Regions from separate parts of the Homo sapiens genome. Here region 1 is linked to region 2. Evidence: chromatin loops called from intact Hi-C (ENCODE). Cell type or tissue: endothelial cell of umbilical vein. All regions are shown on one strand. Links, peaks and the distances in the headings refer to the core of each region. The heading gives the core; the rest is flanking DNA. Region 1 has its middle 94 kb from the start of GPAT3. Region 2 has its middle 23 kb from the start of HPSE.

The links. Peaks named below come from ENCODE experiments on the same cell type or tissue, not always from the same donor. Only the 100,000 strongest peaks of a DNase experiment are listed, where the experiment ranks them.
Region 1: a loop joins it to region 2, with 5 times the contacts of the local background. A loop is called at or near these places in 19 of 110 quality-filtered maps.

The regions. Positions count from the first base shown.
Region 1 is chr4:83,626,359-83,634,274 of GRCh38, forward strand. No RefSeq gene overlaps it. Among named protein-coding and RNA genes, the nearest start is that of GPAT3, 94 kb to the left of the region's middle. RefSeq lists a cis regulatory region at 3,534-4,257 and an enhancer at 3,858-4,152. In endothelial cell of umbilical vein, for the core only: no CTCF peak of the experiment used is centred there; DNase peaks (open chromatin) are centred at 4,073 and 4,833; H3K27ac peaks cover 845 bases.
Region 2 is chr4:83,353,482-83,361,397 of GRCh38, forward strand. No RefSeq gene overlaps it. Among named protein-coding and RNA genes, the nearest start is that of HPSE, 23 kb to the left of the region's middle. In endothelial cell of umbilical vein, for the core only: no CTCF peak of the experiment used is centred there; DNase peaks (open chromatin) are centred at 3,130, 3,920 and 5,120; H3K27ac peaks cover 2,557 bases.

The DNA of each region.
Region 1 (7,916 bases), core at 1,894-6,893, 270 kb after region 2:
AGATACTGGTAGTTAGAGATTCCGCAATGCTGCAGTCCCTCTTTTAGGGGGAGGCGAGCAGGTGAAAATTCCAGCAGTGCATTTCTTCCGTGAACATACACCGCTGTTTGGAGGCGATACTGTTTCACAGAAACACTGCTCTTAGAATTCAGGAGCTTGCGTAAACCATGTCAGCCTTCAATAAAACAATCTAGGAAGTAACCCATTTTCTCATTGTCTCTGCGAAAGAGAATCAGTCCGTATTTAAAAAGCATTTTGGTTGTTTCTTTGACCTTGTTTTCTCTGGGTTGTCTTTCCTTCTATTTATAGTGTGGCTCTAGCGCATGTCTGGCTCGGGTTACCTATGCTCAGTTCATCTGGGTTTGCTATTTTTAAACACTGTGTGGAGGTAGTTTGGGATCAAAGTCATGTATCTGGGCAGCACAAGTCGCTGAATTAACAAAGGCATAATCATCACTGAGGTGACATCCAAATTAGACTTTTTTTTTTTTTTAAGTGTAGCATTTCCAAGTAGATCTGTGAATTCTTAACAGATTTACTTTGGAACAAGAAGCATTTTCTTTCCTAGTACTGATATTATTTCCTTCTAAAGTGGCCTTATCATGTAATTGGTTACATCATTAAAGGAAAATTCAGTTTTCCTAAAAACTGAAATTTTTAGGAAAGTTTTAAGTTTATGAAAACTTAGGTTTTCATAAAACCTAAGTCTTAGGCCAGAAGTTCAACTTCTACTAACAAAGTAAAACAATGTCCTCTTAGCAGCTTTTCTCTGTAATGGGAAATTGCAAAGCATTGCTACATGGTTACATGTTTAAATTTCTTTCTCTACACTTTCTGATAAATTCCAATTCTGAGGATCTTGTTCTGCTATTGTCACATTATATTTATGGATGAAATTAAGAGAGTGGATCTGCTGGCAGCAGTTCAAAATATTTCACAGATAAATCTGTTCTGTAGCCCATCTTTCTTAATGCAAGCTTGAGGGATATTCATTCATTCATTTAATCAGTGCTCACTGAAGCAGAGCCTTTCCCAACAACCTGCTATCTGGGCAGGAATGAATGTTGTTTTTCCACGTTGGGTGCCTTGCCTATCTGTATGGTGGCTTGTCTGGGGCAACCTCAGATTGTCTGCTGGTGTGGTCTTGGGGCAGGATCTGTTATCTGCAGACCTTTCTCTAGTCTTGGACTAGCTGTCCCTAGCCTCTTGAGGTATGGGGCCAGGTCAGGGGCATAACTGGTGAGTTAGGCTGGCTCCTGAGGCTGGCTACTGCTGTTCCTCAAGAGGAGTGGTGGGTAGGGTGGGATGCAGCCCCGGGCTGGTGCATGCACATGTCTCAGATTGGCAGATGGCTGGTAAAGGTGGATGACATTTCGAGAGCACTGACTTCAAATAAGGAAACTTTTTGTTAGTTTTTGCTTATCCCCCACGATTGGGCTTTTTATTATATTAAAGCTAGTAGATTCATGTAATTTTCTGGAAGAGAAAGGAACTTCATCTACTTGCTGCTTTAGCAGGTGGATGTGTTTAGGCCACAAAGCTGGGCATGCCGTGAAGTGCCAGGTATGCCTCTATTCCCCCTTCCAGTTGCAAAATTAGGTGTAATGGCCATTGTTTACTCTGCGTACCAGGAACTCTCATCTTGCAAGGTAGGGATCGTTATTCCCATTTTCAAATGAGGAGAATTGAGTTCCACAGAGCCTGAGCGTTTTGCCCAGCCAAGGTTTGCCTAAGTAGTGGGAGATGGAGCCACTTAAGTGATTTCTCTTATAAATATTTCACTGCTATGGCTCTCAAATTTGCTACCAGGCCTATCATTTTCCTTCCTTAATTCTAGCAGTCAGCCACAGAGTTCTCCTTGCTCCTCCTATTCTATTGACCTGGTACCTCCTTAGGTTTTCCTGTCTCATTTTCTCTCCACCAACTTGGCTTCTTTGTCCTCTCTCCTGCCATCTATATATAATTGGATTTTTTTCTTTAAAATAGCTCTCTAATTTCATTCTTCCCTGTCATCCCTATTCAGGTAACATTCAGATCTTTTCATCTCTTGCTAGATCATAACAGTCTTAGAACTAATATTCCTAAGCCTGAAGCCGCAGTTACATTCAGCTTCCTAACTCACCCCTTTCACCATGTTACTTTTCCTTATTAGATACCAAGTGAAATCTAATTCCTTAGCTTGCAATTCTAGGCTCTCTACAAATGTATTTCCAAATCATTGATATTCCTATTTATCCCATGTCCTCTAGGTAGATGTGTATACTTGATATTTCTAAAACATCTTATGAGGCCTGGTGCCGTGGCTCATGCCTGTGATCCTAGCACTTTGGGAGGCCGGAGCGGGTGGATCACATGAGGTCAGGAGTTTGAGACCAGCCTGGCCAACATGGTAAAACTCCGACTCTACCAGAAATACAAAAATTAGCTGGGCATGGTGGTGTGCACGTGTAGTTCCAGCTACTCAGGAGGTTGAGGCAGGAGAATGGTTTGAACCTGGGAGGCGGAGGTTGTAGTGAGCTGAGATTGTACCGTTGTACTGCAGCCTGGGTGACAGAGCAAGACTCTGTCTCAAAAATAAATAAATAAATAAATAAAAAACGTCTTATGGCTGAGACTATTTACTCTCTCCAAATTCATTCTCTTCCTCTGTCTTAGTAACAGAACCCTACATTTATTCAAGATATTAGCATACCCAACTAGAAACTGTATTTTTCAGGCTCTGTTGCAACCAGGTATAGGAATGGGACTTAGTTCTTGTCAAAAGGACTTGAATCCAAGTCTTAAGTAGGACTTTTGGGAAGTATCTATAAAAAATATTTTTTCTTTTTAGCTGTCTGGTTTGGAAATGTGATGGTTGGAGCTCTAGTAGCCATCTTGGGCCTTCAGAATAGAGACCACACTCTAGGTTAGAGATCTGGAAGATGTCTTGATCCTCAGTGATTTTGTGGATTTGTATTATCAGCTTTGGCTTCAAAATTATTTGAGCCATCATTTGAACCTCATCCCGAATGATACACATGCTTCATGGAGGAGGTAGCATTGAGATGGTCCTTGAAGGAAGAATAGGATTTAGATGGTCAGGAAGAGTAGGGAAACATCATAGGCAAGGGGATAAAATAAAAATAAAAAACTATTAAATTTACAGAGTAGTTTACAGCTTATAGAGTGAATTCACATCCACTATTTTATTTGTTCCTCATAATAACTGGGTATGTTATATGCAAATATTATCTTCATTTTACAGATTAGAACTGTGGAGTCCAAAGATGGACAAACGATTAAATGGAAAGGACATTGGATTTGTAGTCAGAAAGTCTGGGTTTGAGTTTTTTATTGTGATGGGCAAACTTTAAGGTGGCCCCCATGATTCCTCTCCTGGTGTTTATGTTTTTATATAATCCTCTTCTCTTGCTTGTAGGCAGACCTGTGAATTACTTCTAATCAGTAGACTATAGCAAAGGTGAAGAGATGCTGCCCTTAAAATTTCATTATATTATATATCACTCCAGAGCCTCTTGCTCCCTCACCCCCTCTACCATCTCCGTTACTGATTTTGAAGAAGAAAGCTGTCATGAATCTTATAACTGCAAGGAACTTAATGTTGCCAAGAACCATTTGAGTGGGAAAATGGATTCTTCTCCAGGCAAGCCTTCAGATGAGAACTTAGCCCAGGCCAACACCTTGACTACAGCGTTGTGAGACTCTGAAGCAGAGAACCCAGCTAAACCGTGTCCAGACTCCTGGCTCAGACTGTGTGTTATTTTAAGTTACTTAGTTCATGGTAATTTGCTATGCAGAAATAGATAGCTAATAGACTATCTACTAGTTGTGCGGCCTTGAGTTAATAGCATAACTGCTTTGTCATGGCAGAGGTGATTAACTGTTCACCATAAAGTTATGCTTCCTCTTCCACAGAACAGCTTTATCACTGGGAAGCAGCCACCCAGCGATAGCCTACATTTCGCAATACCCCTCACATCTGGGTGGAGGCATTGACTGTTCTCACCAGTGAGATGTAAGTGAAAGTCATTTGGGTCACTTCCAGCATGAGGTTGTTAAAAAGTAGGTGTGCTTTCTCCAACCTCTCTGCCTGTCTGCCAGCTTGAGGCAGGAGACTCCAAGGCTGTAGGATCTGGTGGGGCCACAAGACAGAAGGAGCCAGGGCTCAATTACTTCGTGGAGGAAAACTGCACCCTGACCAGGAACACCCTCAGTACACAGTTACATGAGCAGGAAATAACCCTATTGTGTTAAGTGCTGACTGTTTTGTTTATTGTAGCAATTACTGTTTCCCTTATGTAGCATTAATTTTCTTATCTATCAAATGGGGATAAAGTTGTGACATAAATGAAACAATCTGTTTAAAACACATATCAAATTGTAAACTATTATCCTAATATGAGGTGTTAATAGTGTCTTCACAAAACCCCTGTGATGTAACTAGAGAAGTAATTATTCCTTCATTTTATAGGTGATAAAACTATATGAAATGGCTATGTGGCTGGTTTGAGGTCTCTAAATTAGTGACAGGGGTAGGACTATCTCTCTTGATTCCCTACCTAATATTCTTCCACATTTCCATGACATCACACAAGGGTTCAGGGGAGTGGAAGGTGTGCAGAGGAAGGGGGAGTTTCAGGAAGACACATTTCTTTAAACATGTGCAGATGAATACAGTGATTTCAAAGGTGTCCCTGTGGAGTTGAACCAAATGCCTCCTCTGCAGAGGCTGTATGTTTAGCTGTCAGTACATGGAAGAGAAGCATAGCTTCACCTTACATATGTTTTAGTTAAATTAGTAGATTAATGTATATTTACTTTGAGGTGATTGTTGAAATACCTTCCTTGTGTGTAATGGAATTTTCTCCTTTCGGCGATGCCAAAGACAGTTCATTTAGCTACATATGTTGTCAGTGAAATTTCCCACATGCTTCCATGAAACATTTGTCTTCTCCAGATGGCCTGTGTAAAGCCCAGTTGTTCTTCCAAATAAATTTATGGCTACAACAAATGTGTTATCTCTCTAGACTAGCTGAGAGTTCTTTTTTGGAAAAAGAAATAAATGATTTCCTACAATTCAAAGAGGGATAGATTTTTCAGTGTAAAGTGGTGTGAAACTCTGTTCTAAGGCTGAAATTTGGTAGGATCTGAGTTTTAAAAATTAATAGATAGAGTGTGTTGCTTTCATTCCCCTCCACCCATAAAATCTGTGTGGTTTTAAGTTCCCTTCATACAAGAATCCCAAACACAAGAATTCCCCTGCAGATTGTTTCCATATTTCTAATCTCTTGCTTTGCAGCTTTTTTCCCCCAATAAAGCCTTACTTTTAAAATAAAAAATCCAAACACTTATTATTCAATATTTAATATATGAAAAAGAATACTTATAACACAGATATAAGTTAACAAACATACTAATAAATTGGACACCTGTGGAACCACTGATCAACTCAAGAGCCAGAATAATAACAATGGCATTGTATTCATCTGCTCAGTTCCTTGCTTCTGCTGTCATCCCCTTCCTGCTAGGAACCACTACTGCCCTTTACTTTTAAAAATTATTATGAACTGATTGTAACTATTTATGAAAAGGTTTGAAAATCTTAGTGGGAGAATATGCAATGTGACTTCAGATTGGTATTAACAATAATCCTCAACCTTATATTGAAGGCTTTCAAGTCTGTTTTTTCTTCTTCTTCTTCTTCTTCTTCTTTTTTTTTTTTTTGAGACAGGGTCTTACTGTCACCCAGGCTGGAATGCAGTGGTGCAATCGTGGCTCACTGCAGCTTCAACTTCCCTGGCTCAAGTGATCCTCCTACCTCAGCCTCCCGAGAAGCTGAGACTACAGGCATGTGCCATCATGCCTGGCTAATTTTTGTATTTTTTGTGGAGATGCAAAAGGGATTACAGGTGTGAGCCGCTGAGCCTGGCCTTACGTTTTCAAGTCCTTGAAATTCACAATATCCCTGTGAGCTTATCAGTGCACATATTTTATTCTTTTTCAGATTGGAAATGGAGGCCCATACTGAACTGATTACTAATAGGTAGCAGAGAAGGCTAGAACCAGAAGCTTTAGACCTTAAGTCCTGTGATCTTTGCAGTAAACAACATTGCTGATGAGTAAGTAGTTATCAAGTAGATTTCAAAGGATAAATCATTGTTTCTCACCTCACAGAAATATCACTGCAGGCAGCAGCAGCAGACAAATAGTAGTTTGTATCATTAGCAGACCCAGCAACACAGGACCAGCTATTGTATCTTATTTTTCCTTGTATTCCCAGCCCACGGCATGGTGTCTGACACATAGTAGGTCCATGTTAGGAGCTTGGGCTCTGGCCTTAAATACCATTAGGCTGAAAACTGGCTTTCCATTTAGTAGCTTCATGACTTTGCGCCAGTAAACTGGCCTCTGTAAGTCCCACTTACTCATTTATGAAATGAGCATAAACATGGCAGAAGGACAAGAAGCCCTTCTATCCTAGCCCACTTGCCAATATGGTGCAGCTGAAGAAGGGCATAAGTGGTAGTGTGGCAGGTGTAGCCAGCATGTCCCCCTGCCCATCCACCCACCTGCACATGAAGCTGCACAGAAGAGTTCCCCACAGGGGCATAAAATTGACCGGGACCCTGACTAGAGAACTTGGGGTGGGTGTGCCTTGCAGTCAGAATGAGGAGGACCCAGGCTGTCTCGTTAGGGCTTGGTGACTGAAGCAAAAGGGGACAGGGATAAGATATGTCTGCATGCAGTGGCAACTGAGTCTTGGTAATCAAAGAAAGAGGGGATGAATTGTGTCAGCAACAAAACCAGCATGAGAGGAGATGGATCAAGGAGGGCTGGCCTATGATTCCGACAGACCCCAGGACAGTAGAAGCAACAGCTTAGCTGGGAGACAGGTACTTAGAATGACAAGGGATTCCGTGTGTTGTGTATTATTCTGGATTACGTTCAAGGTGCTGTGGCTATGGGAATATGACAGAGGGAGTAAGCAGCCCCAAAGAGAGGATGATGTGTGCTGGGTTTTAAAGAAGCTCATGCTGTAGGAAAGAGGGAGGAAATCATTCAGAGGAGAGGGAACATGCTCAGAGTCCCAGAGAGGTCAAGAGCATGAAACATATGGCAGACAGTGAGAAGCCCAGATGTCCAGAAGGTCAGATACAAGTGAGAGAAAGGCAGGACAAGAGGCAGGACAGGGATGTGGAGGCCAGCCTGCAGAGAGCCTTGTATGACATGTTAATTTCCCCCAACTCTAGGTATTTCTATGAAGGTTTCCAGAGTTCTCTTTATGAAAGACAAATATGATCATGTCATTTAGCTAAAAGTCTTGTATTGACTTCCCTTAGAACAGGGATTCTTGGCCGAGTGCAGAGGCTCAGGCTCAGAAAAAATATTTTTCAATGCATAACATAAAATAGATAAGATCACAAAGGAAACCAAATATATTGAAATACATTGGGTGGCCATGAAGGATAGATTGCTTGAGCCCAGGAGTTCCAGACCAGCCTGGGCAACATAGGGAGACCTCATCTCTACAAAATAAAAAATTACCAGCCTGGGAAACATGGTGAAACCCTGTCTCTACAAAAACAAAAACAAAAACAAAAACACCCAAAAACCAGAAAGTAACCAGGCATGGTGGCAGGTGCTTGTAGTCCCAGCTACTCTGGAGGCTGAGATGGGAGGATCCCTTGGGCTTGGAAGATAGAGGCTGCAGTGAGCCTGAGCTGTGACAGTGCCACTGCACTCCAATCAGGGCAACAGAATGAGGGCTTGTCTCAAAAAAAAAAAAAAAAAAAAAAAAGTAGAAATTCTTTTTTTAAAAAAATAGTTAATAACAATGTATTTTATTCCTTAAAGGGTTTTTAATATTTTCAATTTTTATTTTAGATATGGAGGCACATGGGCAGGTTTGTTACATG
Region 2 (7,916 bases), core at 1,978-6,977:
ATCAATACTATCTAATTCCGTAACATTCTCATCACTCCAAAGAGAAACTCCATATCCATTAGCAGTAATTCTTACTTGCTATCTACCTTCTGTCTTTATGGATTTGCCTATTCTGGACATTTCATACAATATGTATCATTTTGTGTCTGGCTTCTTTCACTTTGCACAATGTTTTCAAGGTTATGCTATGTTATAGCATAAACCAGTACTTTATTCCTTTTTGTGGCTGAATAATATTCCATTTATATGGATATACCACTTGTATTTGTCAATTTATCAGTTGATGGACATTTGTGCTGCTTCTGCTCTTTGGCTATTATGTGTAATACTCCTATGAACATTCATGTACAAGATTTTCAATTCTTTTGGATATATACCTAGGAGTGGAATTGCCAAGTCATATAACTCTACGTTTAACATTTTGAAGAAATATCAACCTGTTTTCTACAGTGACTATACCATGTTATAATCCCATCAGCAATATATGAGGGTTCTATTTTCTCCACGTCCTCACCAACACTTATTATCGTGTGTCTTTTTAAATTATATCCATCGTAGGGAAGGAAAAATTTTCTTCTACCTACTTAGGTTCTGTGACTGGGCCTAATACTTAAACTGACATAAGATGGATCGATAGGAGAAAAGCATATAAGTTCATTCAATATGTTTACATGTACATAGGAGTCTTCACAAGGGTAATGAAGACCCAAAGAAGCCACTGGGCCCTAAAGCTTATATGCCTTTGTCCACAAAGAATACTAAATTAGTGGAGATGTAACAAGACAAAGGGGCTCGGGCTAGAGCAGTAAATTGTGGTATAGAGATTAGGAAATATGAGTAAATTAGTGGAAGATAAAAGCTATTTTAGTATGTTCAGAATTGTACAGATCCTTTTCAGGGTAACTCTTAGTTTCTGTTGATAAGAATGTTCTTTTCTTCCTGCTACAAGGAGGACAACTTTCTCACAGGAAGCTTTATCATCTGCTATTTGGTGAAAAAAAAAAGCGGGGGGAGATCAGAGAATTCCTACATCTGCTGTTACTCAAGTGCTTTTAGTTCAAAATAATCAATATGCAAAAGTGGTATATTTTGGTGCATTATGTTCTGAACTCTTTTACCAAGTTGATATCTTATTGTGGTTTTGATGTACATTTCCCTAGTGAAAAATGATGCTGATCTTTTCATATGCTTATTGGTCATTCTTCTTTGGGGGAAATATCTATTTAAATTATTTGTTGACTATCTTATTTTTTGAAATATTTGAATATCTATAAGCTGTAGACCTTAGTATACTTTACCCTCAAAGACCGCAACATTCAGGCCAGGTGCAGTGGCTCACGCCTGTTGTTACAGAACTGAACTTGGGGCAGGTGTGGTGGCTCACACCTGTAACCACAACCCTTTGGGAGGCCGAGGCAGCAGGATCATTTGAGCCCAGGAGTTTGAGACAAGCTTGGGCAACATAGCAAGACCCTGTCTCTACCGAAAAAAAAAAAAATAGCTGGTCGTGATGGCATGTGATTGTAGTCCCAGCTACTTGTGAGGCTGAGGTGGGAGGATCACTTGAGCCCAGGGGGTTGAGGCTGCAGTGAGCCACTGCACTCCAGATTGGGTGACAGAATGGGACCCTATCTCAAAAAAGGGTGAAAAAAAGGAACCAAAGTGGGGTTCACTTGCCTGGAGCAGTGAAACCAGATATCCACACTGAGGTTTTACAGCAGTAGAAAGGAAGATGTGGGCCAGGTGTGGTAGCTCATGCCTGTAATCCTAGCACTTTGGGAGGCTGAGGTGGGAGGATCGCTTGAGGCCAGGCATTTGAGACCACCCTGGACAACATAGCAAGACCTCTATCTCTATATTAAAAAAATAAATTTTAAAAAAGTAAGGAAGACATTTATTTTCAGGGAGGATCAGGCAGCTAATGCTTAAATCCTGACCTCCTGGATGGCTTGAAAGTAAGGGTTTTTCAAGGCAGGGGTAAATTTCAGGAAAGCAGAAGTTATAGGCAAAATTGTAACTCAATACGTGAAGGTAACACACTGGTTTTGCCTTAAAAGGGTGGGATATCTTGAAGGGTGGATGGGGCTTAGAGGTCAGAGGTAGATTCAAAGATTTTCTGATTTGCAATTGGTTAAGGAAGGGAAGTTTTTCGGGGGGCGGGGTGGGAGTGGTGGACGGAGTCTCACTGTATCGCCCAGGCTGGAGTGCAGTGGCACGATCTGGGCTCACTGCAGCCTCCACCTCCTGGGTTGAAGCAATTATCCTGCCTCAGCCTCCTGAGTAGCTGAGATTACAGGTGTGCGCCACCACACCCGGCTAATTTTTGTATTTTTTGGTAGAGATGGGGTTTTGCCATGTTGACCAGGCTGGTCTCTAACTCCTGAGCTCAGGCAATCCGCCCTCCTCGGCCTCCCAAAGTGCTGGAATTACAGGAGTGAGCCACCGTGCCTGGCCAGAAGGGAAGCTTTATTTAAAAATTTGGGATCAGCAGAAAAGAATGTTAGCTCTGGCTTATGGGTGCAACTCCCTCCAGACCCCTCAGGAAGAAATTTAGAACAAAGAACGGTGCTCAGAGTTCAGTCTTCAGTTCCTGCTTATCTGAGGTCGATGTGTCAGTGGATCCATTTGGTGGAGATCCAGGTTTCTGAAAAACAACTCAGGGATATATATTAAGATGTTATATTTAGGGCCAGGCCCAGCACTTTGGGAGGCGGAGGCAGGTGGATTGCCTGAGCTCAGGAGTTCAAGACCAGCCTGGGCAACATGGCAAAACCCCATCTCTACTAAAAATGCAAAAACTAGTCAGGCCTGGTGGTGCACACGTGTAATCCCAGCTACTTGGGAGGCTGAGGCAGGAGAATCGCTTGAACCTGGGAAGCGGAGATTGCAGTGAGCTGAGATCGTGCCACTGCACTCCAGCCTGGGCAACAGCGTGAGACCCTGTCTCAAAAAAAAAAAAAAAAAAAAAAAAAAAAAAAGAAGAAACAAAAAAGAAAGTTGTTATCTTTAGTTTCTCTAGAGGAACCAAGCATCTGACTCTAACTTCCTCGTCTATTGTTTTAGGCTACTGTTACCTTCTGCTTGTCAGGTTGCTTATTTACTTCTCAGGGCTAGCTAAGTGCCTGGAATTTCATTTGAAGGAACTCAGAATTTTCCTTTATTTCCATGTTTGGAGGCTCACAGGCTACTAAGAGAGGGTTCTTGCTCCATCTGACCGTAATCATAATCTCAGCGCTTTGGGAGGTTGAGGTGGGAGGATTGCTTGAGCCTAGGAGTTCAAGGTTAGAGTGAGCTATGATTGCACCACTGCACTCCAGCCTGGGTGATAGAGTGAGACCCTATCTCTAAGCAAAGAAAAAAAATAAAGACTTCAACATTCGTATTATGAACTAGAGTTCGACATTTGTTTATGGTTCTTTTTGCTTTTAGGTAAAATTTACCTACAATAAAATATACAAATCTTGAGTGTAACATTGGATGAGTTTTGACAAATTCATAAATCCAAATGTCTATCACTCCAGAAAGTCCCTTTAAGCCCTTTCCCAGTAAATCCCCGCCCCCATACCCAGAGGCAAGCACTGTTCTGACTTTGTCCATCATAAATTAGTTTAGCTTGCTCTAGAACTTGAAGAGGAAGAAGAATTACAGGTTACACACTCTTTGTGTTAAGTTCTTTTTACTCAGCACAGTGTTTTTTGAAATTAGTTCAGGCTATTGAATGTATCTGAGTTTATTCATTTTTTTCTAAGTAGTTTCCATTGCGTGAATATATCATAGCTTGTTTATCTATTTTCCTATTGATGGGCATGTGAGGTTGTTGACAAGTTTTGGTATTATGAATAAAGCTGCTAAGAACATTCTTATCTCACTCTTTTTGTAGAGCTATGTTTTCATTTCTCAAGGGTAAATAACTAGGAGTGGAACTTCTGAGTCATAGGATTGGTATGAAACTGCCAAAAGTTTTTCCAAAGTGGTTGTATCATTTTACACTCCCATGAACAATGTATGAGAGCTCTCGTGGTTCCATTAGACCAACACTTCATGTTGCCAGTTTTTAAAATTTTAGCCATTCTGGTGGGTGTATAATCCACCTCATCGTGGTTTTCTTTTTCATTTCTATGATGACTAATAATGTTCTTTATGTGCTTATTTGCCATTTGAATAGGTTCCTTTATGAAATGACTGTTGAATTTTTTGCTAATTGGATAACATTTTAACATATATAAGGGTTGTATACCCTTCAAGATAGCAAAAATTTAAAAAGAATTCAGAATTCTGTGAATTCAGATACATAAATATCTACAGAGCCAAAGAAATGCAAAGTGCATTGGCACAATGGGCCAGTCTAAGTGGGGTGTCAGAGTTCTGTAAGTTGCTTTACGAAATCCCAGCACTTTGGGAGGCTGAGGCGGGTGGATCGCGAGGTCAGGAGGTCGAGACCATCCTAGCTAACATGGTGAAACCCCATCTCTACTAAAAATACAAAAAAATAGCTGGGCATGGTGGCGGGTGCCTGTAATCCCAGCTACTTGGGAGGCTGAGGCAGAAGAATGGCGTGAACCTGGGAGGTGGAGCTTGCAGTGAGCCGAGATTGCACCACTACACTCCAGGCTGGGTGACAGAGCTAGACTCTGTCTCAAAAAAAAAAAAAAAAAAAAAATAATAATAATTAGGTCATGATAGGATTCACACTCAGGGATGTGGGCTAAGTGACCAGGGCCACATTATGACTCTCATGGGCTCTGGGCACTTTTGCCTTTGTGGGAAAATGAATTAGAAATTATATTTTAGCACTGCATTGGTATACAGATAAACATAATCCAAATGGATTCAATGTTATATGTGCATTATTATTTTATTAATTTTTGTCCTGATTTAAAAAGAAATAAAAATTAGAACACATTTGTGGGCATCTGTAAGTATTGTAGGCTCTAGACACTATGCCCTTCTGCCTAATTCTGAGTAAGTCAGCCCTGTAAGTGACCATGCCCCTTTTAAGGTATGGCATGAAAAACTATAGAAATTACAAAAGGGACTTCAACCTAGGTCAGGCTTGTGAGGAAAGCCATCCTGGAGGTCTGCAGTCCAGGCCTAATGTCCTAGCTAAAACCTCTGGTTGTTCTGCAAGAATGTGGAATGACATAATCTTTTCCTTGGTGAGTAAGCATCTTTCAACCTCAGAGAGGATTAAGTATAGGAATGTTTACCAGAAATTTCACCTATACTTGAATATTTTGGGGTTAAAGAAACTGTACATGTTTGATATGGAAACATTTAAGAGAATTTGGCCGATTAGAGTAATACTTTAGCTTTGTAATTCTTAAGTGTGTAATTGAGCAATTGATTTAGCTCATGATTTTAAGTTGAAATATTATTGGTTTAATTTATTAGATATTAACTTACCTAAGAAAATGGGAAAGTTTTGTTTAAGCAGTACTTGAAAGGAAAATCAAATATGTTAAATGTATAAATATAGTTGGAAATATTTAAGGAAATTTACTCAATTAAATTAACCTTTGTTCTTTAAAGTAAGTGTTGAAATTGTCTAGATTTATAAGGAGTATTACATGTTTTTAAAACCGTGACTTCTGACTGAATGCAGTGGCTCATGCCTATAATCCTAGCACTTTGGGAGCCAAGGTGGGAGGACTGCTTGAGCCCAGGGGTCCAAGACCAGCCTAGGCAACATAGGAAAACTCCATATTTACAAAAAAAATGAAAAAAAATAAGTAATTAGTTGGGCGTGGTGGTGCACGCCTGTGGTCCCAGCTACTTGGGAGGCTGAGGTGGGAGAATCACTTGGGTCCCTGAAGTCAAGACTGCAGTAATCTATGATCATGCCACTGCACTCCAGCCTGGGCAGCAGAGTGAGACCCCCATCTAAAAACAGAAAACAAAAAAACAACTGTGACTTCTTGAAAGCTAAAGAAATAATTAGATTTTGAACAATTTGAATGTTAATTTTTAAATAAAAATAACTTTCTGTGCACAAAAATCACCCATGTGGACATAGGGAAAAAAAAAACCCTTGCACTAACAATATATGTGCCACAGTGGATCTGCTTTAGATAAGCAGTGAGGAGGGCAGGTTGCAGAAAGCATCGATACCAGGAACTGTGTGAGAATAGGAGCCTGCTCCTCTTGCCCAAAGCTCACATTGCCATTTTTTGGTTTCAGTCCCAAACTCAAACTTAGCTTGAGCTGTGAATTTATCTGTGAATTCATACGGTACCTGCCCTAAATACTGACACCCAAATGTCAAAGCACTGTGTCAATCAATTTGCTATTATCATCTTTCTGTAAAAGACACTTTAAAACTTACCATCAGTACCTGATCTTTCAAATAGGGTTCCACCTTGGCCCAGACTCTCTGCTTTTGCATTATTTATCCAGCTATTTATTCCTCCCAGATTCTTCTTTGTACTCCCTGGGTACAAATTAGTGCTTTTGGAAATAACCTCAAATTTTTCGGTCACTAGGGTCCCATTGACCCTCATTTACCGGAATAATAATTTCTTAAATGGTGCCCTAGTGGCCTGAATAAATGGATGCCCCTTTCAAATGGCCTAATTTGCATGCTGAGCACGATTTAGCCACCAAGCAACATCTAGAGTTCTGTTTTTATTTATCTCATTAATTAACTTTCTAGTTACTTTGATAACTATTTTCAGAGTAGCCACATCATCTTGCTTGCATAAGGGAAACACTAAAGCCACTGAGCTAATGTGGGCTATTTTAAGTTGCTATATGAGAACACAGTGGTTCCCTCAGTATCCGTGGTGGTTAATACTGAGTGTCAACTTGATTGGAATGAAGGATGCAAAGTATTGATCCTGGGTGTGTCTGTGAGGGTGTTGCCAAAGATTTGTGTTAGCGAGCTGGGAAAGGCAGACCCACCTTTAATCTGGGTGGGCACCATCTAATCAGTTGCCAGCGTGGCTAGAATATAAAGCAGGCGAAAAATGTGAAAAAACGAGACTGGCCTAGCCTCCCAGTCTACATCTTTCTCCCGTGCTGGATGCTTCCTGCCCTCGAACATCGGACTCCATGTTCTTCAGTTTGGGGACTCGGACTGGCTCTCCTTTCTCCTCAGCGTGCAGATGGCCTATTGTGGGATATTGTGATCATGTGAGTTAATACTTAATAAATTCCCGTATATATATATCCTATTAGTTCTGTCCCTCTAGAGGACCCTGACTAATACAGTATCCATGGGGGGACTGGTTCCAGGACCCCCATGGATACCAAAATCCCTGATGCTTAAATCCCTAATATAAAATGGTGTAGTATTTGCATATAACCTATCTACATCCTCCTGCATGCTTTAAATTGTCTGTAAATTACTTATAATTCCTAATACAGGCCAGGCACCATGGCTCATGCCTGTAATCCCAGCACTTTGGGAGGCTGAGGCAGGAGGATCACTTCAGACAAGGAGTTCAAGACCAACCTGGGCAACAAAACCAGATCCTGTGTCTACAAAAACATTTAAAAATTAGCTGTGTGTGTTGGCTTGCACCTGTAGTCCTAGCTTCTCAGGAGGCTGAGGTTAGAGGATCCCTTGAGCCCAGGAGTTCGAGGCTGCCATGAGCCATGATTGTATCACTGTACTCCAGACTGGGTAATTGAGAGAGACCCTGTCTCAAAAATAAAAAAATTTAAAAAAAGAAAGAAAGGAAAAAGATAATACCTAATACAATCTGAATGCTATGTAAATAGTTGTTATACTATATTTGCATTTGCATTTTTTTTACTGATATATTGTTATTTTGATTTTTTTTTTTTTAAACAGTCTTGCTCTGTTGCCCAGGCTGGAGTGGCATGATCTCGGCCCACTGTAACCTCTGCCTCCTGGGTTCAAGTGATTCTTGTGCCTCAGCTTTTCCAGTAGCTAGGATTACAGGTGCATGCCACCA